7 separate regions of the Mus musculus genome follow, and regions 1, 2, 3, 5, 6 and 7 are each linked to region 4. Evidence: chromatin loops called from intact Hi-C (ENCODE). Cell type or tissue: heart. All regions are shown on one strand. Region 1 has its middle 50 kb from the start of Col22a1. Region 2 has its middle 49 kb from the start of Gm23217. Region 3 holds the start of Chrac1 (chromatin accessibility complex 1). Region 4 holds the start of Ago2 (argonaute RISC catalytic subunit 2). Region 5 holds the start of Kcnk9 (potassium channel, subfamily K, member 9). Region 6 overlaps Ago2 (argonaute RISC catalytic subunit 2). Region 7 holds the start of Peg13 (paternally expressed 13).

Evidence for each region. Peaks named below come from ENCODE experiments on the same cell type or tissue, not always from the same donor. Only the 100,000 strongest peaks of a DNase experiment are listed, where the experiment ranks them.
Region 1: it touches region 4 in a loop (5-fold over the local background); 11 of 42 quality-filtered maps call a loop at or near these places.
Region 2: a loop joins it to region 4, with 4 times the contacts of the local background. A loop is called at or near these places in 4 of 42 quality-filtered maps.
Region 3: it touches region 4 in a loop (7-fold over the local background); 12 of 42 quality-filtered maps call a loop at or near these places.
Region 5: a loop joins it to region 4, with 11 times the contacts of the local background. A loop is called at or near these places in 16 of 42 quality-filtered maps.
Region 6: it touches region 4 in a loop (2.2-fold over the local background); 22 of 42 quality-filtered maps call a loop at or near these places.
Region 7: a loop joins it to region 4, with 2.2 times the contacts of the local background. A loop is called at or near these places in 7 of 42 quality-filtered maps.

The regions. Positions count from the first base shown.
Region 1 is chr15:72,081,729-72,085,728 of GRCm38, forward strand. It overlaps a transcript of Col22a1 not described here. Among named protein-coding and RNA genes, the nearest start is that of Col22a1, 50 kb to the left of the region's middle. In heart, a CTCF peak has its summit at 2,087 (motif pointing right); no DNase peak of the experiment used is centred here; H3K27me3 peaks cover 492 bases.
Region 2 is chr15:72,204,157-72,208,156 of GRCm38, forward strand. No RefSeq gene overlaps it. Among named protein-coding and RNA genes, the nearest start is that of Gm23217, 49 kb to the right of the region's middle. In heart, a CTCF peak has its summit at 1,986 (motif pointing right); no DNase peak of the experiment used is centred here.
Region 3 is chr15:73,088,391-73,092,390 of GRCm38, forward strand. Chrac1 (chromatin accessibility complex 1) reads left to right here and starts at 2,022. Exons shown (of 3, transcript NM_053068.3): 1 at 2,022-2,193. The coding sequence starts at 2,047. In heart, no CTCF peak of the experiment used is centred here; DNase peaks (open chromatin) are centred at 1,991, 2,381 and 2,850; H3K4me3 peaks cover 1,820 bases; H3K27ac peaks cover 1,579 bases.
Region 4 is chr15:73,183,774-73,187,773 of GRCm38, forward strand. It overlaps Ago2 (argonaute RISC catalytic subunit 2), which reads right to left and starts at 1,174. Exons shown (of 19, transcript NM_153178.4): 1 at 988-1,174. The coding sequence starts at 1,009. In heart, CTCF peaks have their summits at 351 and 1,682 (motif pointing left); DNase peaks (open chromatin) are centred at 598, 1,308, 1,628, 3,258 and 2 weaker places; H3K4me3 peaks cover 2,771 bases; H3K27ac peaks cover 3,488 bases.
Region 5 is chr15:72,547,235-72,551,234 of GRCm38, forward strand. Kcnk9 (potassium channel, subfamily K, member 9) reads right to left here and starts at 465. Exons shown (of 2, transcript NM_001033876.2): 1 at 1-465. In heart, a CTCF peak has its summit at 2,340 (motif pointing right); a DNase peak (open chromatin) is centred at 2,347; H3K4me3 peaks cover 447 bases; H3K27me3 peaks cover 3,921 bases.
Region 6 is chr15:73,136,808-73,140,807 of GRCm38, forward strand. Ago2 (argonaute RISC catalytic subunit 2) reads right to left here. Exons shown (of 19, transcript NM_153178.4): 3 at 1,186-1,306. Among named protein-coding and RNA genes, the nearest start is that of Gm31725, 30 kb to the left of the region's middle. In heart, a CTCF peak has its summit at 2,350; DNase peaks (open chromatin) are centred at 454 and 3,604; H3K27ac peaks cover 2,238 bases.
Region 7 is chr15:72,808,538-72,812,537 of GRCm38, forward strand. All of the region lies in intron 16 of Trappc9 (trafficking protein particle complex 9), which reads right to left. Peg13 (paternally expressed 13) reads right to left here and starts at 1,787. Exons shown (of 1, transcript NR_002864.2): 1 at 1-1,787. In heart, CTCF peaks have their summits at 680, 1,601 (motif pointing left) and 1,801 (motif pointing left); DNase peaks (open chromatin) are centred at 1,494, 1,784 and 2,284; H3K4me3 peaks cover 2,740 bases; H3K27ac peaks cover 1,600 bases.

The DNA.
Region 1 (4,000 bases), 1.1 Mb before region 4:
TTCATACAGTGGAGTACCTGAGGTTGGAGCTGTGTATGAGGGGGTCCAATGTTATGTAATCAAATCTTAGTGACACAGGTATGAATACTGAAACTGTTGGACAAGGTATATGAGGGTGGCAGGGCTGGCAAGGGAAATAATCTCGGAGGGGAGGTGGTCACTCAAAGAGGCTACTTTCCCACCCCACAGACACAGGAAATGGAGAAATTGACTTGAGTCCAAGGTGGCCAGGAGCCTGTGGCAACCAAACGTCTTTCCAGAACCTCCCTGAAACATTTCCCCATCATCTAAAATCCATCTCCTCCTCATGGGCTGCACATGACTGACTAGGCAGTGTGCACAAGCGGTGATGTGTCAAAAGTACACTAAGTTCCCCTTATGGCCAGATTGTAGTCTGACAGTCACTCTACCTCATGCATGTTTTCTTTCATATGTAAAGAGCCAGCTTTTACAAAGAGACCTAAAAGTCGATTGGGGACTATTTGGGAAAGGTATAATGGATGGATTAAGGGGAGGGTGCAATAAGAATGGAGATGAGATGACCAGTGAGCATTATGGAAATGTTAGACTCATACTGTTGTACAGTTACTATGCACTATTGAATAAATAATCTAAAAACAACACACAGAGAAGGGGAGCGGAGGGAGGGGGGAGGAAGAGGGAAGTTGGGAGGAGAGAAAGAAAGCAAGAGAAAGAATGAGGAACCAGAGAGCAGCAGAGAGCTGGATCCTGGATCTGGGGCCTGGATTCTGCTCCTGGTACTGATGTGTGGGAGGCAACCTCAATGCTGAAATGAGAGATAGTTCTGGAGTTCAAAGAGACAGTCGTGAGGTCCTTGAATGCAGATCATCTTTCATCTCCATTTCCAGGTGCCAACAGCTTTGCTGGAGGTGAGGGGTTTTGTTTTTTTGTTTTTGTTTTTGTTTATTCGTCATTTAACCTGGGTCTCTGGGACTGGCTGCGGGAGTTAAGTTGTCAGGCACACCTGCCGCCAGGTGCCGCCAGGCACCTCCAGGTCAGGGGACCATGAAGACAAGTGCAGGAGCCTTCTTTGGTCTGCATTTACTGTCCATCCTTTATTCACTAGGCTTCTCTTCCTTTGGGGATTTGATCCCTTCCCCAACCAGTGTCTAGCACTTTGAGCATCAGCTCTTCTACCAACAATGAAGACTTCACAGGTGAGCCACTTCTCAAGTGAAAGGATGTTAACACAGGGATATTTGTGGTTTCCTTTCCTTTCTTTGTGTTGCTTGGTGCCCTCCTTAACATTTGGCCCTTTTTTTTCTCTCCAGCTGAAACAGAGGACAAACCAGTGGCCCATGTTGGGATTCTGTCTAAGCTCCACCCCACAGTTACCTGGCAACAGCCAGGTAGGTCTGGCCCACTCTAAGAGTGTCTGTTTGCCCCCTCCTCTCTCTCTTGTTCTCTTACTCTCTTGCCTCTTGCCCCCTTGTTCCCCCCCTCTCCATTCCCTTCCCCCCTCTCTCCCCGTGGTCATGGCTGGCCTCTACTTCTCTTTCCTTCTCTCTGCCTCTACTACTCTCTTAACTCCCCTCCCCATGTCCTAAATAAACTCTATTCTATGCTATACCATAGTGTGGCTGGTCTCTCAGGGGGAAGAATGCCTTGGCATGGGCTGGCTAAGGCACCCCTTTCTCCCACACCTCACCACACCCCCATAGAACATATCTTATTATTTCTTTATCTTTTTATGATCACAACAGCCCAGCAGTTCTTAAACAGCACAGTGAAGTGTTGATTTAATCCGTCTTTAATATGGAGAGATGTTTAGAAAATGACATTTTCGGTGGCCAGTCTCATATGAGGAGAGAGTTGGCATCTATCAGATCCCTGTTTGGGCTTTTTGTTGAGTGTACTTTCCCTATGCTGGGCTACAACCTGGGTTAGCTGGGGGACTCGCTTAAGCATCTGCCACGAGGAGATGGAAATCAAGTCTGGAAAATGCTACACTAAACTAAACTGCATTAAGAGAGACCTCTGCAAAACAAGATCCATGGAAACTGAGACCGACATTTGGGGGAGGAAGACAATCTGTCAGGTTCTTTCCCCCCTCATAGCTCATGCTGAACAGCAGGGGGCAGCAAAGAACTTCCTATGTGCTCCGCTCACCCCTGCAGTGTGGCAATACTGAGCCTGTGCAGGGATCACCTGGGGAGGAACTTTCTGGAATGAAAACAGGCATCAGCCGCAGTGTCTGAGGCTGGCCAGGAAGGCAGAATGAAGATAATGAAGGATGACTGTCATCTTGCTTAGAGACAGTTTTAGCTGGGAAAACAGCTTGTATTTGCTTGGGAAGCTGACTTTAGTGTCTGTAAATTCAGATGTAAAGGACACAGAAGTGTGAGACTTAGGAGAGAGGATGGTCTTCATCCCATTGCCAGAGGCCCACAGCTCGGCCTCTGACTGCAACTTAATATATAAGATGAGAGGGATAATGGTACCTAAGACTGTCCTGGTAGATTCGTCCACATAAAGCCGGAATAGCACTGACTGTGTGCTTAGCTGTTGATTGATTGCTAACTATTATTGATAACTGCTTTATAATTGGTGCTTGGTGTAGGTGGTGGGTGATATGTTGGCTATAAGGAGGTGGAACCATCACAGAGACCAGGAGGCATAGAGAAAGGATAGAAGGGTACCTGATATGCAGTGGGGCTCCTCCAGAGGCCTCACTGTGCAAGTGAGACTGGGAAGCTACCTATGAATAGGTAGCAGGGAACTTAGTTGCTGGGCTATGATGCATTATATAGAGTGGTGGCCCAATGCACCACTAATCTGGGTTGAAAAGGCTCATGCCATAACCACAGGGTACCTGAACCTAAAGGAAATTATGTTGGTGGTGGGAGGGAGGAACAAATGGGCAGGAATAAGGACCACAGGTGAAGGTAGTAGCTTAGAGCTAAGACAAGCATCTAAGTACAGAGCTGCACAGGAGTCAGAAACAGTAGGGTGGAAGGAGAGGTGTTAGTGATATCCTCAGGACATTAGTAAAGGCTCAGAATCCAGGGGCCTGTAGGAAAAGGCTGAGGGCAGTCAAGAAAGACCAACCATAGACAGTGCAGTTGACCCTCAAGCTGAGTCCATAGTTTTAAAGGCATCGGATACAAACCTCAGGTTTGTTTATAAGTAGACACTGAGAACAAGTAAATACTCATTAATTATGGCAGCTGCTGGACCCTGAACACTGAATTGTCCGGCATTGTTCTGAGCACACGATTGGCCTGTATCATCTCCCTTTCCTCTTTCTCTTATAGGAGGTCAATGAGGCAAGCATCTGTGATGGCCCCCATTTGCTTTGATCTCTGAGGGCTCATGTGGCAGCCATAGGCTTGATCTTCTTGATTGTGTGTCTAAGACTGAGGCGATGAGAGCTGGTGAAGTTGTGACATAGTAGGCATGATCTGGAAGGGATTAGCAATGTGTTTTCCCAACTGATTTTTATAAAGTTAGCCCTCCTACACAGCAGGCCCTTCTGCACATGGTGGCTTCCCTTTCCGTCTCTCAAATCATGATCCAATGAAGGGTCCCTCATTACAGAGTAATCTACTATGAATCTACTCTACCTATGACTTTTGAGTATACAGAACTATGAACTAAATAGCCACCTTCACTAAAGTATGAAGGCTCAGGAATTATGTAATGATAACATAAAACGCAACGACAGAGGGAGCAGGAACACAGAGTGTTTAAGAGGTATATTCCAAGTTCATGGCTGAGAAGGTGTCAAACTGCAGTGGTATCTTCCAAGATGAGCATCCAGGACTTTGATTTAGAACAGTGGGTTTTACTGAGGTGTGCAGGGCAGACTAAAGGAGAGTAGAGATTAGACAGGGAGGGCAGAGGGCTGAGGGCTGAGGGCTGAGGGCCTGGCAAGAAGAGATGGAGGTTTGCTTGGTTATGAAATAAAAGAGATAGTCTCTCTTGGAGAGGAATCTATTCTATTCGACGTGATGAGATTTGTTCGGCTGTTTCAATGAAT
Region 2 (4,000 bases), 980 kb before region 4:
TGTTGCCCAGTCGGCGGACTCAGAAGGCTATGTTCATTTGCTTGCTGGATTCTTCTTTTCAGTGTCATGGGTGTGAAATGAAAATATAAAGACTGTGTAATGTCATATTTACTGTCATGTGCCTAGGGTAGAGATGCTGGAGGGAAAAAAACAACAACCCTGGTTTGTTGGTAAAACCAGCACCCACCCTCAAATATGGGTGGAGAATTTGTTGCTTTTTTTTTCTTTTAAATCTCTGTTCTCCAGTTCCATGTTTGCCTCTCATCTTCCCAGGGAGCCACAGAGAACTCCTATTCTAAAATTCAAATTTTGTGGGACATCTTGTAGCCTCTTGCATGAAAGCAACTACCATGATGGGAGTGATATTAAGCAGCTGGCTCTATGAACTTTCCCAATTTTTTTTTCTAAACCTTTAGCCTACATAATCCTCATGGGGCGCTTTTTGGGTGGGTGCTGTTGGGACGCTGTTCAAAAGGGTTAGTTGGGCCAACAGCAAGATGGATACAGCAAGTCTATGTACTTAGCAGGCACAACCCCCCCTAATACCCTGGATACTTCATCTCCAGTGACTGCTAAAACTTCCCTAACTATTAATCTTCAGGAGCTCTGTCACCAGTTCAGGCCTGAGCACAAACAACTGCCCCTCAAAATAGGCCTTCTGAAGCTATGCCTCACCTTGATTTCATATTGCACAGCCGGGAATAAGCTTGAGCCTTTGCATTTTAATACAGAGAAAGATAAACCTTAAACTGTGTAGAGATCTTTATAAAAGAAATCTTCATTTTTGTGTCAGCATAAGACAGGACAGTCCTAATTCAATGTCATCTTTATAAATTGGTACTGTCGGTGATGTGCGCATCCTCTTTAGGTATGAGTGCCTGCCACTTTGCACTCTGCCCATGGGTTTGTCTTACAATTGCCTGTCTCCACCATCATGCCTCCTATTCTAATTTTAAATAGCTGCTTAATTGTCCATCTGGCTGGTAGGTCTACTAACCACTACCCTACTTTCATCTCTTGTGTTCTTTGAAAACTCCTTAATAATTTCTGCCTGTGGTTTTATTACTTCTAGATGCTTGTGTGCATTATTTGCTTAAAATAACTTGGCATTGTACAGTACCATCAGACTGTCGCCCTCAGTATCCTTTCCTAGCTATCCTTTTGAGGTAAACGGGACCTCAACAGTTTCCTGTTTTCCCCTGAGGACTCTGCTTATGTGATTCAGTCCTTGATGTGCCCTGTGGATTGGGTGTGGTTATTGGAACTATTAACTCCGTGGCTCTCCACAGAGCAAGCCTGGAATAGTAATGAGAACGCTGCATGACTAGTTTAGAGGAATACAAAATAGCTCAAACGAGAAAAAATGTTTAATGTTCTCTCCACAAAGAAATGATAACTGCTAGAGGCGGATATGCTAATTACCCTGATTTATTAGACTCTGCCCACATGTATAAAACATCACACAATACCCCATAATATGCACAATTACTGTGCATCAACTCAAAGGTCTTAAAATTTTAAACGTTCAATGTCAGTGCAGCAACTGAAATCATTATTTTCTTGCTTTGCTGTTTCCCCGCTCTGGGTCTTTTGAGCTAGGGAATAAAGCAGAGATGGTAGAGATCTGTGAGCTTCCACTTTTAGCAGCTAGCTAACACCTATGAAAAGAACAATAACCACAATCTTTTTTTTCAGTTCTAGGAAATTCATGTAGCAGAGAACGGTTGCTTAAAATGCAGATGTATCAGACAATTCTAGAGGTACTTCAGCCATTCACCTACTTTAACAGGGAACTGAGAAAAGGCAAGGAACTGCAGCTAATCGCCCAAGTCAGCAACACTGCTCTATCCTGCTCTGTGTTTTCTGTGCCCTTGCTCTTTTCTCCCAGAGCTCCCCTACTAAGAAGCAAAATAGCCCAGAGAGCCTTAGAAAGCTGGCCTGCATCCCCTCTATGCAGGAGCCGCCAATGCACAGGCTCTCGGCCACCAGAGGGCACTGTGTGGCCAGAAAGAGATGGCTGCTTGGTTCTGCAGCTGCCTCCAAGCCCGGCTCTGAAAAAGCCTCTTCGGATTCATGGAAACAGAACTTGGTGGAAACAGCGCAATTTAGAAAAACAAAACCAGCCCACGTCTCTTCCCACTCACAGGTTTTATAGTCCATCAGAACCCGCCCTCCGCTGTGCTCTTCAGCAGAGTGACTCAGCCACCCATCAAACAGATGACCCCAGCGTCCACCTGAGATTTTTTTTATAACCAAGCTTTAAACATCCTTCTGAGGTTGAACAGTGAAATCACTAGAGCAACGTCAGCCAGAGCCACCATGACAGTGGGCTTGCTGCGTGCTCTGCCTTGGGCTTTCCATCTTTTCTACATTCACACTGGTGCCAATCATACTTCTGTCTTGTGGCCTTCCAAATAAGGAAGCTTTGAACCTGAATGAGAAGCCAGCACTGTTGTCAAGACTGATCTTGCTGCAGAACCTAGACACCTGCTGCTTGCTGAGTCTACAGTCAGTCCATGGAAATTACAAGTCTGGCTGATATACTCATGATATGCTTCAGATATTCACCTCCTGTATCCTGCAAGTCTCTGAATATGCAAGTCTCACACCAGGGTCAGGCTGGAATTACTGAGGATAGAAAGTAACTCTAACTGGTGTCCAATGAGAAAAAGGAAATTGGTCAAAACTCATAGGCTGACTGAAAATGTCATGCTTAAAATAATAATAATAATAATAATAATAATAATAAAGCGTGAAAAGGCAGACCCTTCTCACCAGCTCGATCTAGACCTACGATCTCTTCTCTACTGGTTCCCCAGCTTAGATTGCAGGGGACTTTGGAGAAGTGTGATCTTGTCTGCATCAAAATGTTGAGTCAGATTTCCCCTGGGATTCCTGTGACTGTGAATGCTAAACACAGAGGGGCTAGCTTCTTGGGGACCCTGAGCACATATTTCTGGAGAGAAAATGAAGACCCTAGCAGGAGACTCTATACTGCACTTTGTCTCTGGAGTGAGCTGGAAGACCGAATCCTCACCCTGCTGTCTCACCTTGAGATTGGACTTGTTGCTCCCTTTCTCTAAATCTTAGGTTCATTTTCACTTGGAAAGCAATAACGCGACTCAGTGGGCTTTCTGGCTCACTCTTACTTTAACAGCAATCACCTGCTTTGCTGTGTAGGCTGTGCTGAGGCACATCCACAAATCTCTACTCTCTCTTTTTATAATATTTTTATAGATTATTGAGAATTTCTCATCATGCATCCCATCATATCCATATCCCAGTCTGTTGCCCCTCTACCCCTGTGACACCCTCCACCCCCAAGAAAGAAGGAAAAAAGAAATCCAATTTATATTGTCAGATACTCACGGGGCCTGATCAAACTCCCAGTGGCCAGAGTCTTAAAGAAAACCATTTCCTTCCCCACACACCCCATACCAGAGTCATTAATTGTGAAGAGCCTCACTTTAGCATCTTAATCACAAAAAGTTCTTTTTGATTGCTTTCTGTTTAGGCTGTTACCTTTGAGAGTGTATGGAGTTGTCATATAGGCCTTCTTTTACCTGAGTCTACAGTCATCAGTACCATGGTAAAAGTAACTTCCTTGCCCTTTACCATAAATGGAAACACAGATCGAAGACTTGCACATGGTCTCCAGTATCAGCACATACCACGGACCTTAGCATAGTCTCCGGTGACAGTACAGACCACAGAAAGCAACACGGCTCTCTGCCAACTTTCTAATCTGCAATATCCTGGTCCTTGAAAGGCAGTCACATGAATGCCTTCAGAGCATTGGTGGAGGAATTAGAGATCATGCATCTTCATACCTTGTGTTGGTTTAACATAGGACAATAACATCCATAATTAGCAAAATACAGGTTGTTAACAGAAAACCAAAATCGTAACAATTCCTTTAGGTGTCAGATGTCATCCTGGTGAATTTCTCCAGTGCATAGCAACAGGGCTGGAGTGACGTCCAGCAAAGGAGCTCATTACA
Region 3 (4,000 bases), 95 kb before region 4:
GCAATACAGATTAGGAGTGTGTGGTCAAGAAAACAGTGGGTCACATCAGTGAAGATACTCAGGGGCCTCACATTATTATTGCCCTAGCTTCAGAGATCTGAAGGGAGGGGAGCTAGTTACTAAGGGGGTATAGTTTGGGTGATTCACTATTTTGACAGATTACAACTTTTCTACCTTACATGCCCTCCAATAATGTTTGATTTTTAACTGCATGCACACCCAGTTGCAACTAGGCAATAAGATGGTAAAATGGGTTTTCCTAAGAGTTCACTTTAAGGACAGTTTGCTTTATTATGCATGCACTCCAAACTAGTTCTGGCTGGCCTCCTTCTCCTTTCATTACTAGAACACAACCAAATAGAATCTAAGTTTATACCAACTAAGTGGAGGAGAAACATTCCAGTGTTCAGAGCGGTGTGTGTTTGTGTGCCAATCCTCCCGTGCATGATGGGGAGAGTGGTACCATAGGCTATTAGTGGCATTGTTCAGAAGTGTGCACAGCCCAAGCCTAGTGGCATCCTAGCTTCCTAAAACAGTCCTATGCTTGTCTGCCTCACTTGGGTGAAAGGAAGCATGTGAAAGGCAGGCAAAACTCATCTTGTCTAACGGCTTTCCTTTGCTGCAGATCTGAGAACAAACATCACTTCTCAGAGGCCAGCTTACCAGTTATGACACTTCCCACTGGAAATGGTATTCTTTCCCCAGACATCTGGGTGAACATAGCCTTATTGAGAGCACGCAGCTAGCTTGCTCACCAACTGTGCCTTCGTGCCTGACACTAACACTGGATATAAGTTCTACATCTATGGTCTCAAACAACCTGGGATACAAAGTATTCAGGAAAAAAAACAAAACAAAACAAAACAAAACCCATCCCTGCTGACTGGACATGTAGAAATCTCTCATCATTGTTCCCTAACAGTCCAGCAACTACTCATATGGCATTCACGAAGCACTTAATCAAGAAGACATGGGTATTGTATGAGAATGTGCCTAGGCGTTATGCAGTTGTCGTCTTTTGTATTTAAGACTTTTCTGTCGGGCGTGGTGGCGCACACACTCCGGAGGCAGAGGCAGGGGGATTTCTGAGTTCGAGGCCAGCCTGGTCTACAAAGTGAGTTCCAGGACAGTCAGGGCCATACAGAGAAACCCTGTCTCAAAAAACCACACACACACACACAAAAAAAAAAAAAAAAAAAAAAAAAAGACTTTTCAGCATGTACAATTTCAGTATGTGTGGGGATCTTAGAACCAATCCCCCAATAGATACTGAGGGACAGTTGTATCTTATGTTTATTGGACTAGGATATACTACGGTAATGACGACACTAAAACCAAACATGATCCAATCTATAAAACCCTGCCGATTTAGTTCCTCCAACTATATTTAGTGCCATCTTAGGAGTTTTTGTTCTCTTCAGACCACATCAACTTTACTCTCCCAAGTTTACTCCACAGCTCATCTAAGCAAAAGTCCACGGTCTCACGGTTTCATCTGCCGTGGAGTCCCACTTTCTGATATTCTTGGACGCTCCCTCCAGACCACTTGATAGGATGTTTCTAATAGTCTTCATTCTAAAGTCATGGCCCATCTTCTTCAACAAGACCTTGTGTGGCCAGGCTGGCTAGAACTCTTGGTGATCCTTTTGGCATTGTGGTGGGATTACAGAAGACTCTAGGACCATTCAGTTCACCTGTCTGCTTAGCAGGCTAATCCCCATACGCCTCAAGAAAGACATGGGTAGTGGCCGCCTTTCCTCCCTATTCCTCTGGCCAAACTGTTGCCATGGTTCGTTTGATTCCCTCCAGAACATGACCTCCTAAGACATCTCTCCAGTTTTTGAAAGGACAAATCTGTGCAGCTCGGGACTGCCCGAGCAAGCACTCGGACGCCTGAGAGCGCTTCTTCCGGGAGACTGCCCCGGCGTTTCCGAGAGGGATTTTCCCGGGCGCCGGCTCCCAGGCTTTCGGGCCACCGCGCTCCACAGCGTCTGCGCAGGCGCGGCCGCGCGAAGCATCACGGGCCGCCCGGGACGGACGCGGAAGATGGCGGACGCGGCCGTGGGGAAGGAAAAGTGCGGGGACCAGCGGCTCGTGTCATTGCCCCTGTCCCGCATCCGAGTCATCATGAAGAGCTCTCCCGAGGTGTCGAGCATCAACCAGGAGGCGCTGGTGCTCACGGCCAAGGCCACGGTGAGCGGCCGGCGGGGCGACGAGAGGGGCGGGCGCGGGCACCAACCGCCCCTCGGGCTCCGCACACACGCGCCTTGGCCTTTGGCTGCCCTGCGGGGGCCGCGCGGCGCCTCTTTCTCTTGCGTCTGCGCGCTACACACCTCCTCCTCCCCTCCCGCGGGCTCAGCTCCGCCCACTGCGCCGCTTTCGCTCTGCAGGATCGTCTGGCTCCCAGCGTCCTCTGCGCCCCGCCTCCCGCGTCACTCCCCGCTGGGCCTCGCGCACGCGTAGTTAAGGGTTCGGCTGCGTGCGCGAGTTGAGGCGGGTCTATGTCGTGCGGGAGGTCGGGCTGACTCTGACTTCCCCCAGGAAGATGCGGGAAGGTTCTCCAAGCTTCCAGGACGGCTTGCAAGGCTGTCTAGGGCTCTTCAGCCCTCAGGACTCTGGAGGTAGTCAGAGTTTACGCAGACATCCGCTGTCACAAGTTAAATTATAACCGCATAGTCCCCTCCCAACACACATCGCTTTGTCTTCTTATTTTGTTCTATATTTCCAGCCATCTCTCAGTATGTTTTCCCTATCCTGGAGCTCTGTAAACCACCAGAATTACCTTGAACTCGAAAGAGATCTGCTTGTCTCAGCCTACCAAGTGTTGCTGGGGTTTAAGGCTTGTGCCACCACACCCTGCCACCTTGGTCTTGGCCCTTCTGAGTACGGCGATTAAAATTTCCTGACCCCACTCCTGGTTTAAAGTTTGGTTTCGATAGTGGTAGGCCGGGAACCTTATTGTTCTGAGACCCAGCCATGACTATTGGCTCTACCTTCTTTTCCAGCCTCTGCTTCTAGAACTTCATTCAGTGCGTGGCATTTTTTTTTTTTTTTTTTTTTTTTTACAATATTTTGGACTAGGGACAAAGGTACAAATCTTGTGACTGCAATAGAGTCAACCTTAAGTAGATCCTGATAAAATAACAATAGTTCCCCAGTATCTTTGGATTGGTCCTCCAAAGCCAAATACAAATCTTAGGATAACAAGCCCCTTTTAGACAGTGGTGTATATTTACATGTAAACTATACATGTCTCATTTCTAAATCATCTTAAGATCATGGTGGTGGCTGGGCAATGGTGGCGCATGACTTTGATCCCAGCACTTGGGAGGCAGAGGCAGGCGGATTTCTGAGTTCAAGGCCAGCCTGGTCTACAGAGTGAGTTCCAGGACAGCCAGGGCTACACAGAGAAACCCTGTCTCAAAAAAAAAAAAAAAAAAAAAAAAAAAAAACAACAACAACAACAACAAAAAAGTAGAACCTATTTAAAAACAAAAAACAAAAAAAAAGGAAAAGATCATGGTGGTCTTCCTCTTATTTCTGTGTGGTGCTAGGATTCACATTTTTTTTGTAAGCTTCATTCTAGTGTTAAGGACCTAATCACTATGCAGACAGTTCTCTGATCACGTACTAGCTGAGATAATACTGAACCCTGGGGAAGGTTCAGTTTTTATTTCTGAGCATTGGGCTCTTGTCAGTTCTGTACCTAGAAGGTATTTGGGCAAAATGAGATGTCATTTTTCAGTCTGAGGTTTTTGATTTTTATTATAGTTATGAGAAAACAAGGGACTGAAATAGACACAGACGCCTGGCACCTTATGTCTGTAATATAGTCCTTTGCAAGCCAGATGTAATTTGGTTGATTGGTTTTCATTTTTCAAGACATAGTTTCTCTGTGTAGATCTGGGTGTCCTGGAACTCTGTAGACCAGGTTAGCCTTTAACTCAGATAGGTCTGCCTCTGCCTCCCAAGTGCTGGGATTAAAGGCATGCACCACCAC
Region 4 (4,000 bases):
CCCAATCTGGCAGGAGGCTGCCGCTGGCCATTTCGCAGGGACCTCCAGGCCCCAACATCTGTCCCTAGGACCCGGGCACCTCCCAAGCGCAAGGTTAAAAGGGTCTTCAAATCGTTGGGAAGCCTTTTAACGCATTTACAAGTTGGTCAGTGGGCATTCGAGGAGCCCTGTGACATCAGGAGCGGAGGCGCACTAGGCTCCGGAGCAGGCACCATAGGGAACCCGGGAGGATCTGGGAGGCTTCCAGACCCCACAGTGAAGAAGTCTGGGGAGGCCCCAGGGCCGAACCACTAGGTCAGGTGGGCAGCAGGGAGGGCCCGCGGGCGCCAAGTACAGCCTGGCGGACAAAGGGGTGCAGGCTGAGCCCGAGCAAGCGGCGGGGCAGCCGGGAAATGGAGCCACGTGCCTGGCGGGAGAAGGCGAAAAAGCCTCCCCAACACTTGTTTTCTCAACCCCGCGAGTAAACCGCCCTCCGCTCGGCTCCAGGAGCGGGGTGGGGAAATGCGTCCGTGTTTTTAAGTTTTCTGGAACTTTTCCAGAGAAACGGGCACGCTGGTGGGAAAGGGGTGCCACGGCGGCCACCCGCTCCGCTAGGAAATCGCAGGGCGATTAGCACTTGAATGGGGAGGGCGGCTGCCCGGCGTGAAACTGCGTCCAAGCGACCGATCGCGGTCCCGGGGCCCCGTGGTTCGGTTCCCGACCCGTCCAGCTCCCCGCCCCAGGCCCGCCGTGCTGGGCCCCACAGCTATGCGCTCGGGAACGGCGGGAGGAGCGCTGCGGGAGGACGGAGACCCGTTGCAGGCCGAGCCTGGGCCCCCGCACACGTCCCGGTGGCGCTGCTCGGGTGCACTGGGCCTCCCGGCCCCGAGGCCCTGCCCGGCCGCCCCGAGGCTACGCCGCGGCCCCACAGGCCCCGCCGCCCTCGCCTGCCCCGCCCGCCAACCGCCAACCGCCGCGGCACGAGTGCCGGGCGCCGCGCGGACTCACCGGGGCCGGCTCCCGAGTACATGGTGGCGTTGCCGAGGGCCGCGGCCGAGGGCCGGCCGCGCGCTCCACGGGCCCCGACGCCGCGAGCCGCGAGGAGCCGCCGGCCGCTCGATCCGCCCCGGCGCGGCCGCCTCGCAGAACAGGTTTACCCGACGCGGCCGGGGCGGCGGGCGGAGGCGGCGGGAGCGGAGGGGGAGGGGAGCGGGAGGAGGGAGGGGAGGAGGAGGGGCGAGAGGGACGACGAGGGAGGGGACGGCGGGGAGGGAGGGAAGGAGGGGACAGCGGGGAGGGAGGAGGCGGGGAGGAGGGAAGGTGGCAGGGAGAGAGGGGGGCAGGGGAGGAGGCTGGAGGCGGCGCGCGCCGGCGGGATGGGGGGGGGGGGACTCGCTGTGGCGGCCCCCCGCGTGCTTGCCCTGAATGAGGGACCCCAGAAGCGACCCAGGGCACGCGAGCCGAGACCTTCCCTGCGGCCGAGCGAGGCGACGTCTGGTTTCCGGGCGCGGCCAGCCCGGCACTGCGACCAGAGTCGGAGTCCTCCCGCGCCGAGTGGCAGAGCCTCGGCCGCGTCCCGCCACGCACCCGCCCCTGCACCTCGGCCTGGCTCTTTAAGTTATTAACGAAACGGCGACGGGAAGCTAGCTCCCCACCCAGAGCTTGAACTTGGACGCGGCCAGACCCGTGCGCGTGACCACACCGCCACCTCCCGGCGCGACTCCACAACCTAGATAATCCTAGCAAAGCACCAAGGAAGCCCAGCAAGTTCAGGATTAAATTTTATCAGCTGTCAGGGAGCAGATCTGGTCGGGGCTTCCCGCTTTCTGGCCTCCGAGCCCCCAAGTTCTGCTCTGAGGCCTGCTAGACCAGCATGCTCTGTGCACGTATGTCCCTTCTTCACTTGTTGCTGGCGTGTGCTCCTAGTCCTGTCCAGCTGCCTCTGGAACCTTTCTATAGAAGAGGCGGGTGTGTCAGCTCCTGCCTCGCCCTGCAGGCTTTGCAATGTCTTCAAAGCCCATACTGAGAACCCAGGCCAAAGACAAACAGGGTCCTACTGCAGGGACCCCAGGATCGGGGTAGGCTCCATATTCTGTGTAGTGCTCAAAGATAGTCCCAGGAACAAGAAAAGCAGCTCTCCTTCCAATAAAGGAGGAGGAGGAGGAAACTAGACACAGCATTGCAGGGCTGCCATTCCAGCTAGCCAGAAGTCGAGGGAGGCGGATGGCAACCGTAAATCTAGTCTAGGATACATAGAAGAAAGACTTGCCCCCACCCCTCTCCCAAGTGATTGACACAAATGGGTAATCAATCATACCTAGCCCTTGCGGTACCAATACTTTGGTACTTTAGGGATGGAGACAGGATTTGCTGAACTCAGGAGTCATCTTGGCTCAGAACCAGTCAGGGTAACACAGAACTAATGGGGATGCGGTGAGGTGGGGGGGGGGGGGAGGTGGTGTTCGGCGGGAGGCGGTGTTAGACTTCACTCAGCAGTGGAGCACTGACGTTGGGTCTGCTCCCAGCACTGACATCCTACCCCCAAAGTCATGAAGTCGTTTTGGGGAACATGAAGTAGGTAAATTGCCAGGCATCAAGAAGCCCTGGGTTCAACGCCACCAAAAATATATATATATCTCTGCGCATGATTACACACGTGTTTCTGAGCACAGGGAAGCCTGGGTACTGTGGGCCTTGCTGCTCATCACAGGGATCACAGCGAAGATGGACACCGTGCGCGCTCCCTCTAGAGTGGAGTGAGAAAGACAGTAGAGTGTGTCTGCAGATGGGATCCAGTCAGTGTTGCTAAGTGCAGCGGTGTGCTTGGCCCTGAGCCAACAGGCCAACATCAGCCTGGCGGTGTGACTCCCATTATTGTGAGGGTTCCCATGCATCCAGCTCTGCTTCCAGAAGGCTGAGGCAGTATAGGAGTCCCTGCCTCTAAGGGAGGGAGGGAGGGAGAAGATCCCAAACAAGCAAAATTAAAGTAGCTCAGAGATGCCTAAAAACAGCTAAGTAGTAGCTACGGTGTCCGTCTAGCAGGAAGGGCCGTGTGGAGCAGCCCCTTGGATACCTGCGATTGCAGCATACCGTTCCAGGAGCCATGTTTCCCTCCGAGGCCCACAGAGCCTGCTTGACAGCGTAACACTAGGACCTGGGAGAAAAGCTGCAGGCTCTGCGGTAGGATGGAGGCTGGGAAACTTTTGTTTCCAGGCAGGATTATCTCAGGAAGGCTGGATTGTGTCTCTGCTGAGACACAACACTGCCCTCTGCTGGTGGAAGGATGCCATTGCTTCCTGTCGGCCTCCTTCCACAGCTCAGTGCCCAGTTAAGTCCCGGGCTCACATCCAGCCACTCAGCACTAGCATTCAGAGTGCCCTTTTCCAGGGTACAGCCATCCTCCCCTGCGCTGATGCACCATCCAAAGATCTGCAGACCCACAGCCCAAGCCAAGGACACCATCGCTCCCTCTGACAATTTCATTCCCGATCCACCTCTTCCCCCATACCCCACCTGCAGAGCTGGGCCTGCCTTCTTTCTGGCCTGCAAGCTAGGACTCAACTTACAACGGTGTCATCTCCACTCATGCCTAGAACCTTCTCCAGTTCCCAGTCTGGCCTGGCACATATCGTTGGAGGCCTCGGTCCCTCCCGGCTCAATTCCCACTCTTGGGTTGGGGCTCCCGGTGCTGTATGTAGCTATACACTCAGGCACAGGACGCTGATGAAGCAGGCCAGCCCATCTCTTAAAACACTTTGCACTCCCAGTTTTGATCAATAATCCCCAGGAAAGAGAAAAGAGAGCCCGAGGCATTGCACACCTCATGCTCCAATGCTACAGGGCCTGAAGGATTCAACTTTAGGGCCTATTAGTTCCTTCAAGTCGGTGTGGTCATATTTGTAATCCTAGCACTGAGGCAGGGGGATCGACAAACCATCTCAAAAACAGCTAGGCATGATGCGGTGTGTGCATTTAACCCCAGCACTTGAAAGGCAGAGGCAGGTTGGCCTATACGTGTTTG
Region 5 (4,000 bases), 640 kb before region 4:
AAGTTTGCTAAGTGAAGGAGTCTCTAGAATCCCTGCAAGCAGGGATAAAGTCTATCTAGCAGGGGCAACGGGCGAGGAAACCCGATGCCCCAAGATCCGAAAGCCCCGTGCCCACCTGGGCGCGCGGGGCACGCGGGGTGCCCGCCGCGCGACAGCCGATCTGCGAAGTTTGTTCTGCTCAGCCTCTGAAGCTCAGGAACACGACGAAGCCCAAGACAGGAGCCGCGACGGAGCTACCTCGGGGACGAAGAGGGAACTGCGCGGCAGCGGCCGGCCAGCCAGCTCCTCGCCGGGTGGCGGGCGAGGTGGCGGCGGCGGCGGGAGGGGTCCCGCAGCCCTGGAGGAACTGAAGGGTAGGGATGGGGACAGGCAAAGGCGCATCAGCTGCCCGAGGATCCTAAGACTCTGGCGTCCAGGAGTCCAGAGAGGCAGCCGCCGCTCTGGTCTGCCTGAGGCGCTGTGCGTGCGCGCCGGAGGGAGCCCGAGTGTATGTATTCGCGGGTGTGCGTGCGCGCGTGTTTGCGTTTGACGGCCCCGCTCCGGCGGGAGGGAGGGGGGCAGGCTACTCCGAGGACCGGCTTCCCTCCCTCCTCTCTTTTCTCCCTCCCTCCCTCCCTCCTGCAGCCTCTGGGTCGCGCCACCTCCCGCCTGGTCCCCAGCCAGCTGGTGAGGCGGCAGTGGCAGCTCCTGCAGCAGACCTGGTACTGCGCAGGGTGCACATGAAGGAGCCCAGGAGTGATGGCCAGAGAGAGAGAAAAGGAAAGGGGTTGAACTAGGTGCTGCTAGGGTTCGGGGATGGGAGGCCAGCTGCTAGAGGGTTTGAGATGGGGATGAAGTGGCTTCCTTCTGAAAAAGTACTGCTCCCCTAAGAGCGCACCCAACCTTGGCAAAGTGAAGAGAGAGTTTGAGGGCCCTGCAGCTGGGGATGAAAAACGAATTTGACCAGTGGAGACAGATTAACCTTTTATGGGGGAAAACAACAACAACAACAAAAACCGGGAGAGTTGGAAATAGAAAAGGAAGGGGCTATGAGCCCTGGAGAGTGCAACAGCAGTGGCCACACGCTCCCCCTTGTAACACACACACACACACACACACACACACACACACACACACGTCCAGCTGCAGCAGCCACCTGGCTCAGCAGCGCCCTACTGGATACTGCCTTCTAGATTGTTGGGGTTTTGACAGCCACCTTAGTTCGGATAGTGGCTGTGTCCCGGGTGGTCTTGCACCTGCTACCCCCCTTCCCCGCTACTTTTCCCTAGAGATCTCGCAGACCACCACTTTTAAGAGTTACACCTCAAGAAAGGATGGACAGGAATTCTCATTTCCCCTCTCCAGCAGTAGCCTCCCCGCCCCCACCCCCCATCCCCACTTCCCCCAGTGCGCGCGCTTCTTCACTGTTCATTTCTTGATTCCTCTGCTGAGGAGCAGAGTGCAGGAACTTCCCCCCCCCCCGCGCGCGCTCCCCCGGCGAGGCACCCTCCAGGTTAAGGCTTGGAAATAGAACAGGAGGATCTGGCCAGGGAGCTACTAGCCTTTGAGTTTAAGGAAGAAGCCAGGATTCCTGTTTAGGTCTTCTGGGTTCCCCACCCACCCATCCTCTTTAGGTTGCCCAGAGGTTTTCTTGCTCACAAAGCTCCCCTAGAGCAGTGCTGCTGCGGACTGGGACAGACAGAATCACGCTTTTGAGACCCCGGGCTTTGGTTTCCTCGACCAGGCTATCTTCTCTGTCCCTAGCCATGGACGCTGATGAAGAGATCTGGTGACCACCAAGCAACAGCTAAAAGGCGGGAGCTAGAAGCTGTCCATGGAGATAGGAGCAGCCTGTGAATCGTCCCCAGCTGTTGAAAGAGTTCGGAGACTTAGAAACCCTGTGTTCTTCAGCTTCCTAGACCATGCCCCAGCCTCTGTCTACCCAGACGCATAGCCCGATGGACTAGGGGCTTCATGTATGCTCCCAGGTAAAATTTAAAGGATCATGAGTGCACCACAGGGCAGGGGCATCGGGCGCTGTGAGCTATTCCTGAACAGTCAAGTCTCCGTGTGGTCTTCCTGGTACCCGGATGGGGAGCTCCACCTGATCAGGTGCGCTCCCCAAAATTCATTTTGGAAGCCAAGGCCCCCGTGCTTTGCAAGGGAGCCTGGCTGCGGAGTGAGTCACCACAAGCGAGCAACAAAGATTCCCAGCAGCTGGTAATTAATTGAGTCGTGGCTCAGCCTACGACGGAACCCCAGTCAGGCCTCCCGCTGCTCTGGCAGCGGTGGCACCCTGAGTCATGGCCTGACCGTCGGGCCAGCAAGAGGTCCGATAGGGCTTGTGCGTCTCGGCGCCACCAGGGGGCGCTAGACTCCGACCCACAGATCTGCCCACGTTTGAGCCAACCAGACTGCAGCGAGGTCCAAGCTGTCCCCAAAGACAAGTGCAGGAGCTGTGGGGGATGGGCTGAGCTCTGATGACTGGAGTCCAGGCTTTGCTCAGAGAAGCTCCAGTTCCACACAGCGTTTTGGAAAGACGGAAAGGCACTTCAGTTTGTTTTATAGGTGAAGGAAAGGCCTCCTGTCCAAGACCACAGAATTACTCCCATCTAGAACCCATTGTCCCCGGGCTTCTTTCCAGAGTTTCCTCCAGGATTCCAGTTTCTTGTCCACATCGCACAACCCAGTTTTTGAATGTCTTTTGACTCCTTGGAGAGGAGCCTGGGTCCTGACTATTCGGCCTGCATCCCTAGTCCCCATTCTCTTGGGAAAGATGCTCAGTTCCCACTCCAGGATGATGCTCAGTGAGTGCTTGCTAGGATGGTGGCAACAAACACACACACACACACACACACACACACACACACACACACACACCAGGGGTAGTTCTGGGAGTTTCACCTCCGAGGGTTACGTGCTGAACCCACGGATTTTTTTTTAATGCTCAAAAAAAACCCCAAAAAACAGTACAGTGTTTTTGTCTGTTGGATAATTGCCAATTAAGCTCAGAAATTCTTCCTGTCTTTGTCTTTTGTCTGGCATGGGCTCCCCTGTCCACCTTTGAGTCAATGACAGCTCTCCCCCCCCCCCCCCGTAGTGCTGCAGGTTCGTAGGTGTAACCCTGGGGCATCTTGACTAGACTTGGGCATGAGTAAGAGGTTTAAGGAGGAGCAGAGACAAGAAGAGAAAGGCTTTGAGGGCATCAATACAGGGCACAGCTGTGGCCAGTGAGTGGGCTCACAGCCTCTCTGTGCCCCTTTGGGAGTCAGTCCCTAGACCTCCCTTCCACTTTGGCTCTCTCTTTAATAAAAGCAGATGCATCTTATTAGCTAATAAAACACATCCTGGTTTTATAACTCTGCCGCCTACTTGTTTGTTCTGTTCTGTACACACATGTCTGCAACCCTTCCTCCAGCCCTTTCACCAGAGAGGGCATATCCTAGCCCCACAATGCATGAGGACAGAACTCCCAAGCCAGTACTTCTTCATACACACACACCCCACTGTGTGTCTAACCACAGGGGTTGCTGCTGAAGGGACTGAAGGAGGAAGGGAGAGAGAGAGAGGAAGGGAGGAAGGAGGGAGGGAGGGAGGGAGGGAGGGAGGGAGGGAGGGAGGGAACCAAGAGAGGGAAGTACAGCACTCTGTGCCAATTATCCCAGGCTGGTGCCACTGCTAGCCCAGGGCAATTTCTTTTGGCTGAGAAGAAGCCAGCACTGTCAGAGGCTCCCTGGACATCATGAATCGTTGGGAGTGCCAAATGCATTGTCGCATTCATATCTCCCTCTCTGAATGCAGGCAGAGGGCACAGAACTATCCCCACGTTCTGCAGGTGAAGCTGAGTTCTCTCATAGCCCCAGCTGGAAGTGGAAGCTTCCTACCAGGGAGCCCTGGATGGTTAATACTGATTGTCAACTTGATAGAATCTAGAATGGGCTAGCCTTTGGGCACAGCTCGGAGGGATCAGCTACAGTAGGTTGATTGATGTAGGAAGACCCACCTTAACTGTGAACAGCAG
Region 6 (4,000 bases), 47 kb before region 4:
GACATGCATACTATGTCTATTTTCATTCCAGTCTGGGCTGGTAGCTCGTTTGATTGTGTATCTGCATCTGAGCACAAGAGGTGCCACATCCCTCCTTCAGGAGCTTTCTCTTCATGCTCCTCCCAGTGTCTAATTATAAATCTGTACCAACAAAACTGTGAATAAACTCCTTATGCTTTTCTTTCTTATAGAGCTTTAAATAAAAACAATGTGTAAATTAAACACAAAACCTTAAGATCAATAAATCTCCAATTCACAGTATGTTAATTTGCCAGGGAGGGCCTGCTCAGTTCATTCACACCCAGTCCTGGGATTCCCTCCAACTTGGAGCCTTACGCCCATTATCTGTTCCTGGAGTGGCAGCGACAACCCACGTGCCACTGGGGGTGGGGGCAGGGAGATCAGAACATGACACAGAGCTGTGCAGTCAGTGTCCCCTCCCTGCCCTAACATAGTGCGTTCCTGTCAGCACAGAGAGTTGGAGCAGAGCCACCAGGTACCACGACTGCCTGGCCCCACTGGGAATACAGACAGGCACAAAGGAGCCAAGGCTCGTGGTCACTTAGCAACAACCGTTGCCAGGCCTGCAGGAACTGTGCCCGCCCTTCATTCTCAGACTGTCAAAGTCTGGACAGACGCTTTATTACTTTTTAAATAAAGCCACGATAAGGCTAAAAATAATAAGGGAAGGTAACATTTTCTATGGTTACCACACCAGGTTGACTCCTCCTCCTCCTCCTCCCCACTGCAGAGGAGGCGGCTGCAGCACTTCCGCTTTGTTATATTGCCAGCAGAAAACACACACATACACTCACACTCTCTCTCACACACACACATACATACACTCACACACATACACACTCACACACACACACATTCTCTCACACACACACATTCTCTTTCTCACACATACTCTCTCACATATACTCTGTCTCTCTCATACACACACACACACACACACACACACACACACACACACAGTATGTGGTGGACTGTGGGTTGCACTTCGGAGTGTTTTGCATCTGAGCAGCCTCGCTGAGAACCTCAGCGCGCCCTCATGAAGAAGCCCACGCACGGCAGCCGCCCGTGCCTCCCAGGTGACGCGATCTCCTACATAAGAGAAACAAGTAGCCTTGGAAGCTGTCTGAATCTCACCCCACTAGGCCCCGGCACATGCATCCTCACCTTGTCCCTGCCGATCGGAAGGGGCATTGCTGTGTACAGATTCTTCCTTCCATCAAACACTGGCTTCCGGTCCCCGAAGATCTGAGTTTTAAAGTGCTGGACCATGTGCTCCACAATTTCCCTAGAACAGGCAGAGAGTTCAGCAAGACGTCAGTGAGGCTGCGGGCTGGCATCTGTCCGATACACACTAGCTTTGAAGGCCCTTTAGGAGACCAGGGGTTCCATCTGTCATGTGGCTTTCTACCCTCTTCTGTGGGGGGAGGAAAAAAAAAAAAAAGACAACCTAGAACCTGAAGTAGGCTCATCTCATTTTTCTGGTCACACAAATGTGGGAGAATGTTCTAATGAGTTACATGGGGCAGATAGTGTTTGCTACCATAACATCAGAGTACCAAGGGTCACTGAAGGGGTAACTGTTGGAATTTCTGTCTCAAAGTTGTAGAATAGACACCCATACCTCTGTTGTGAGTCTGTGTGTCCATGGTAGTCCACAAACCCCCAACCCCACTTTTTACAGTCACAGGCATGGTGCATAACCATCACCAACATCTTTCCAAATAAATCTCCTCACTCACTATTCCCCAAGGCAAGCAGAAGGTAGTTAGTTGTACAGACATCTAGAAGGAAGCCCTGCGGACTAGGCTCGCCCCAGGCCCGCCCCAGGCCCCTGACCTCACTAAGCTGTTAAAGCGAGCCCTCAGGATCACCTGTGCACTCTGTACTCTAGAGCAGTCTGCATGCTGAACACATGGGCGGCAGCAAACCACCAGGTCTCAACCTGGCCAACAGGGAGCAAATAGCCCCACTTCTCGAGAACCTACAGGTCACACCACCATCGCCACGTTCCATGCAGGGACACTGAAGTACAGAGGCGGTGAGAGGCTACTGAGGGAGCTCTCCACTGCACCCCACTTTCCGGCCCTGGGAACTGCTGTGCAGTAACTGGCGGGTGCGGGGGGGGGGGGGGGGGGACTATTCTCCTTGGGGCACGGAGTTAAAAGTTTGCTCAGACTGCCTCCCACCCCAGCCTTTCCAGAACACTATGAACAACCCAAGCTTTTACACAGACACATTAAATATTTTAAAACTGCTCTTCTATTTTGTTGTTTTGAAAAAAGATTTTTGCTTTATTTTTAATTACATGTATTATTGTGTGTGGGTGTGTGCATGCAAGCACAGTGCCTGTGGAGGGCAGGAGATCCCCTGGAACTGGTTAGCTGCTTGCTGTGGGTGCTGGGAAATCTACTAACCCTCCTGCCACAGACTCTAAGGGTCACTATTTTTTTTTTTAAACGTAGATATCTGTGGCCTGATGTAATCCTACTGTGTATCTTAAGAAATAGGACCTCATTACTGTACACAATGGAGCCACGTTGCCTATAAATGTAGATATCATCAAACTATACTAACAGCAGGGTACGCCATTGATTACGTTCCCTGGGTCTCAGAAGGTTGACACCCTGTATCTGTCCTTTTGAGATAATGACTTAAAACTACGATACCAGGCCAGGGGACAGGTAATATTGTTACTTTAACACATTCACCCAACTAAATTCTAAACCATTCTAAAACCTAAAATTCTGCATTCTAAAACCACTAGAGCAGACCACAGAGAGGCTCAAGTCTGGCCAGAAGGAAAGGGGGATGGAGGAAGCGGTACACTTCCCCTACAATAACTTCATTTTGCATGAGTCTAGCCATGCCCTCAAGCAACAAGGCATCTAGCTATCTCCTGAGGGCTGGCTGTATGGGATTCCCATTAGGCCAGGCTATACTGAGGGACATATGACACTGCTGGAGGGTGGGCTACACAGGACTCACCATGGTGTCACAGTGCTAACAATGACAGATCTCTGGCCATCAGAGGCTCCATGTTGGGCCCATCCTGGCTTTCACAGAGACTGCTGTGCATGGAACAATGGGGAAAGGACAAAGGCCAGGGTGGGGGCAGCAAGGCACAGTTATGCCTGGGACCTGGGAAAGCATGAACGCAGCACTCAGCTGCCTGCTGCTGAGCCCATTTTGCCAAGCTGTACTGCAGGGCTCTTCTCCACTAGGGATGGGAGTGGGGTCCTGGGGAGACACCATATCACCATGCAAGCACACTGGAGCACTGGCTGCTTCCTGAGGAGAGATCCCACAATGAGGCACCACACTATTTGAACATCACTTGGACCTGAATCTGGCCTCCCACAACTAACAGCGAAATGAAGAACATTAAAGGTTTGCATATCTAACCAGTCAGGAGCTCTCCCAATCATTTGCAAGTCTAGTGGGCTGGCCCTTGCTTCAGTCTGCAGCACCCAGCCCCCTCAGTTGCCGAGAGACTGAACTGACGCAGTTTCTAACCATGGCAACCTCAGCTTCTTACAGATGTGACGCCGAGCGACAGGAAAAGAGCAGCAGCGTCCGTAAAACACCACGTGACCATTGCCAGCCACACACCAGTGCCTGGTGGGAGCCTGAGTCGGGCCTCCTTTCAGAAAGGGTTTCCTGTGGATGGCTGTGGATGGCGTGACAGGAACCTGATAGGAACCACAGAGGCCCAGGTGACAGCAGAGTCTCGGCCCACCCTCTTTCCAGTCTGGAGGGTGTGCACTACAACAGGGAGACCAACAGGTTTCTGACCCAAGAAGCTATCAAGCAAGCTGACACACCCACTTATCAATCTTCATTGAGACACATAAAAGACCCTCAGCACCGACCAGTTCAACCCAGCCAGGCCAGCAGCCTTTGTGCAGAAATGGGCTTGTTACAGGAGCACATTGACTGAAAGGATCACACCTGATGTTTAGCATTTCTAGGCACATTGTTC
Region 7 (4,000 bases), 380 kb before region 4:
CAATGGAACAGTAAAAGGACGCTTCTCACTGTGCCACCAGCTCCAAAATAACATCAGCCTGGATCCTTAATGCCCAGATGCTGCAATGTATATATCCACATGGTAAAGATGATCGCTCTTACCATACCCAACCTTTGTATGCAGCTATGGCCACAGAGTGGCCTGCGGGGTCTAAATACTCCACCTCCATTCCCGGAATAAAATCTTCTCTGATCCTTAGTACACAGCCACCACACAAAGGAAGGAAGGACGTTTCACAATGCCCTTATCCTTAGGGCAAAATAAATAAATAAATAAATAAATCAAAGAAGCCCAAATTTTTAGTGTGCAGCAGTCACAATGTAGTTACACTCAGGGTAAGGATGCTCAGAAACACCATCCTCGGGATAAGATCCTCTTAGGCTTTTCAAACGCAGCTGTCAAGATGCACTTATCCACAAATACGGGTTTCTGCTATACCAACATCTCAGGTTAAAATCCACTCGGGCACTTGGTGCTCAGCCACCACAATGCAGGCATCCGCCAAGTAGTTCAGACTCTGTTAAACCATCATCCAAAATAAGGATATCCATTTGATTCCTTAGTGCGCAAGCAGCAGCCATATAGGGTGAGGCACTCTGAGGTTATCTGTGCACAGCTCTGCTGCGCCACCATCCGCGGGGAAAAAAAATATCATGCAGAACCTTAGTGCGCCACCAAAACCATTCAAGTGATCCACCCTCTAAGGTTGCTTCGTTGGGTATCCGTGCGCAGCTCCACTGTGCCTCTATCCCCAAGGTAAGAACATCCGTTCAGTCACTGAAGTGCAGCCACAAATATATGTAATTCCCCAGGATTAAGATAACAAAGAGCTGTACAGGCGTTGGCTGGGTAACGGCATACGCCCAAGTCCCAGCCAAGCGTGGAGACCTCCATGGCTCATCATTGTGCTACAACCACAATGCGCCTATCCACAGGGTGATGGCGAGCCTCTGTGCTAGCGTCTCCAGGGTAAAAAGATCGGCCAAGCTCTCCGTTGCATCGCAAGCTGCAGGGTTCTGTGCTCGAAGGTATCTCAACGCTCGAAGGTATCCTCGCACGAACTGCACCGACACAGATATCTGGGCTTTTTCTGTGCCTCCTTTTGCCCATTCCTCGGTCACCACCACAAGTGAAAAACTCCCGGCTCCGCGGCAGTGTCGCAGGTCTTCTATCCAACCATTTTCAGAGTAAAGGCCGCGGATCTTCCCGGAGAGCCGAAGCTGGCCGGAGAGCCGCGGCAATGATCGTCTACATAGCACCAGCGCTTGGATGAGCTATCACACAAGGCCTAAAATCTCAATAAGATGGGCTAACAAGCCACCGGGTCCTCTTCGGTTCGTGGTCACAGAGCTGTAGTAAAGGGGTTCGCTCAGCTTCCAGCCGTGCCGCAGTCTGCAGTCTTTAGAGACGTCTGTCGAGATCTGGAATGCAGGCAGCTGTGACGCAGTCTGCTGGGCGAGTCCGCTCAGACTTCAGTGCGCAGGTGCGGCAATGCGGCAATCTGCTCGGTGGAGACACATTCTGCGGCGCCCTCTACCGGGTAGGAACGCCAGTCCACGAGGCCGGCAGCCCACACAATGAGGCCCCACAGTTGATCAGAATGGTTCTACTGAGGTAGCAACCCTTAGGGTATCGGTGCGCAGCCACACTGGATGGAGACTTGCAGCCTAAGGGTGCTCCACTGAGTTGGCAGGGAAGGCTATCCACACAAATACTCGGTACACCGCGGCCATGGCAGCAAGGCAGTCAGCGGATCTCAGTGCGCAGGCGTGGCAATGCGACAGAATGCACTTTAAGAATGCATTCTGTGGTGCCATCTAGCGGGTAAGAATGACTCTTGGTCCTTGGTTTAGGGGCACGGGGAGAGAGAGAACGTGGGTACCCCAATGGTGACTGGCGCACGGCCCCAGTGGTATAGCATCTACCTGGATAATCCATGCTGTCACACAGGGTGACGATCCACAGCCTAAGGACGCCCTGCCGGGTCTTCAGAGTGAGGGTGTCCAAGCAATAATGATATGACAAAAATGAATGTCCCACTATGTCTGCAGGGTGACGGTGTTCCACCTAGAACCAGGCTGCAGCAGCAAAAAATGCTCAATGTTAGGAACGTAGCCGGGTCCACTGAAGGCGCATGGGGAACATCCGGCATTGCGGTGCGGCGCAGCCCTGCCCATAGCTCTCCCTGCTTAGCCCCTCCTGTGAGGGAAATTCAGGCTGCCTCACTGTTGCACAGACTGTGAGAGCCATGGACTATCCTTTTGCAGTGGTAATCTGGGTGCCCCAGTGACAAGAGGCCAAGGGTGACCAGTGTACCCTTACTGGTCTGCCGAACCAATAATTTGATCCCGATTCATGTGCGATTTGCTAACAATAAGGACTATGTCTTCCAAAATGAGCTTTAAGAAGCTCATTGGGTTGGATTACCAGGAAGGGCCGGGCAACGGGGTTTCCCAGGGCTCACCGGAGGGCAATATGTGACGCACTAATAATTTCTAACCAAAAGCTGAAAGTTTAAAGTCCCACCTTTTTATATTTCTAAATATTCCAGCAATATGGCATCTTGTAGCAAGGAAGCAAAGTATTTTCATTTTATTTGTTGATCACGCTGGGAAGGGTGCCGCACGCAATGGTCCGAGGGAAGAGCCCCTGTGTCCCTGACACTCCTCTTCTTTCTTCAGTATTCACAGGGGAGAGCCTCATGTTAGTGAGGGCCACACATGAGGCAACAAGAGGCTAGGAATCAGAACCTTCCCTAAGAAATTGAGTAGAGATGTGTTTGTTTCTTTTTCTTTTTTTTTTCTTTCTTTTTTTTTTTTTTTTTTTTTTTTTTTGGATGTGTGTTGGGGGAGGGTTTTTTTGGTTTTGGGGGTTTTTGGGTGTGTGTTGGGGGAGGGTAATTTTATAACTATGTTTGTTGGGTCGCCTTCCTGCATTCTGGTTATCAGTTATTTTACCCCAATAAAATCTTTGATTGCCTCCTGCAGGGGTTGTTTGATTGACAGTAGGCTCCTTTTGTTCCACGGGGTTTTATATGCTAATTGTTAGTTTGCCTCTGCCTTCAGATCATGATAGAATTTAGTTAAAGCTTGCTATCATTCACACCGCCTTGTAAAAGACAAACTGTGTGGTTACTAATATAATTCAAAATAATTGCTTCTCTCAAAGTTTACAGCCCCGTGTTAACTTTAATTTTGAAAGTACTGGTTTTTTTTTTTCCCCCAGAGTACATGAGTGAAAATAAAGGGAAAAAAAGATGTACTAGATGTGTGTAAGTTTAATTGAAAATTCTAACCTGAGCATCAGTGAAATTGAAAACACTGTATATGCGTCAAGTCAGAAGCTGCATTGGCATATCCTGAAAATAAATGTGTGCTCATTAAATAAAACACAGAAAGCCAAATAAACAGGAGAATAGATGTGCAAAGAACACACTTTCTGCAGTGCTAACCAAGCTTATATTCCCTTGGTTTGGTTTGGTTTGGTTTTACCCAGGGCCAGTTTTACTTCTCTCCTCAGTCTTCGGATCATGACAGGGTAAAGCTGGGATGGAAGGAAAGGCCCTGTATACGCAGAGAGGCCTTCTGAGGAAGCCAAGCCTCTTAGTAGCAGAAGCAGGAGAAGAGACTCATAGGACATTGAGGTGAGTCTCGCTTACATGGATGATACACTTTGAGGGGTAGTTCGGTGCTCTTTGCAACCTGCACAGTGTGGCTGGATCCCCGTGTCCATTTCATTGAGTTGTGGGATACAGAATGTTTCTTCAGAGCCAGCATGCTGTCTAGCTTACCAAGGGGACACAACCAATAGAAAGAAAAAAGAAATTGGGGAAAAAGCAAACAGCCAGAGCAATATTGGTGAAAGGACCCCCAACAACCCTCTGCTACACCTCTCCCAATCCTACATGAGTCCCAGTGCAGACTGATGGCAGAGGAGAGCAGCTCTCCACTGTGCTTACCGCAGGGACTCCCTCCCTTCT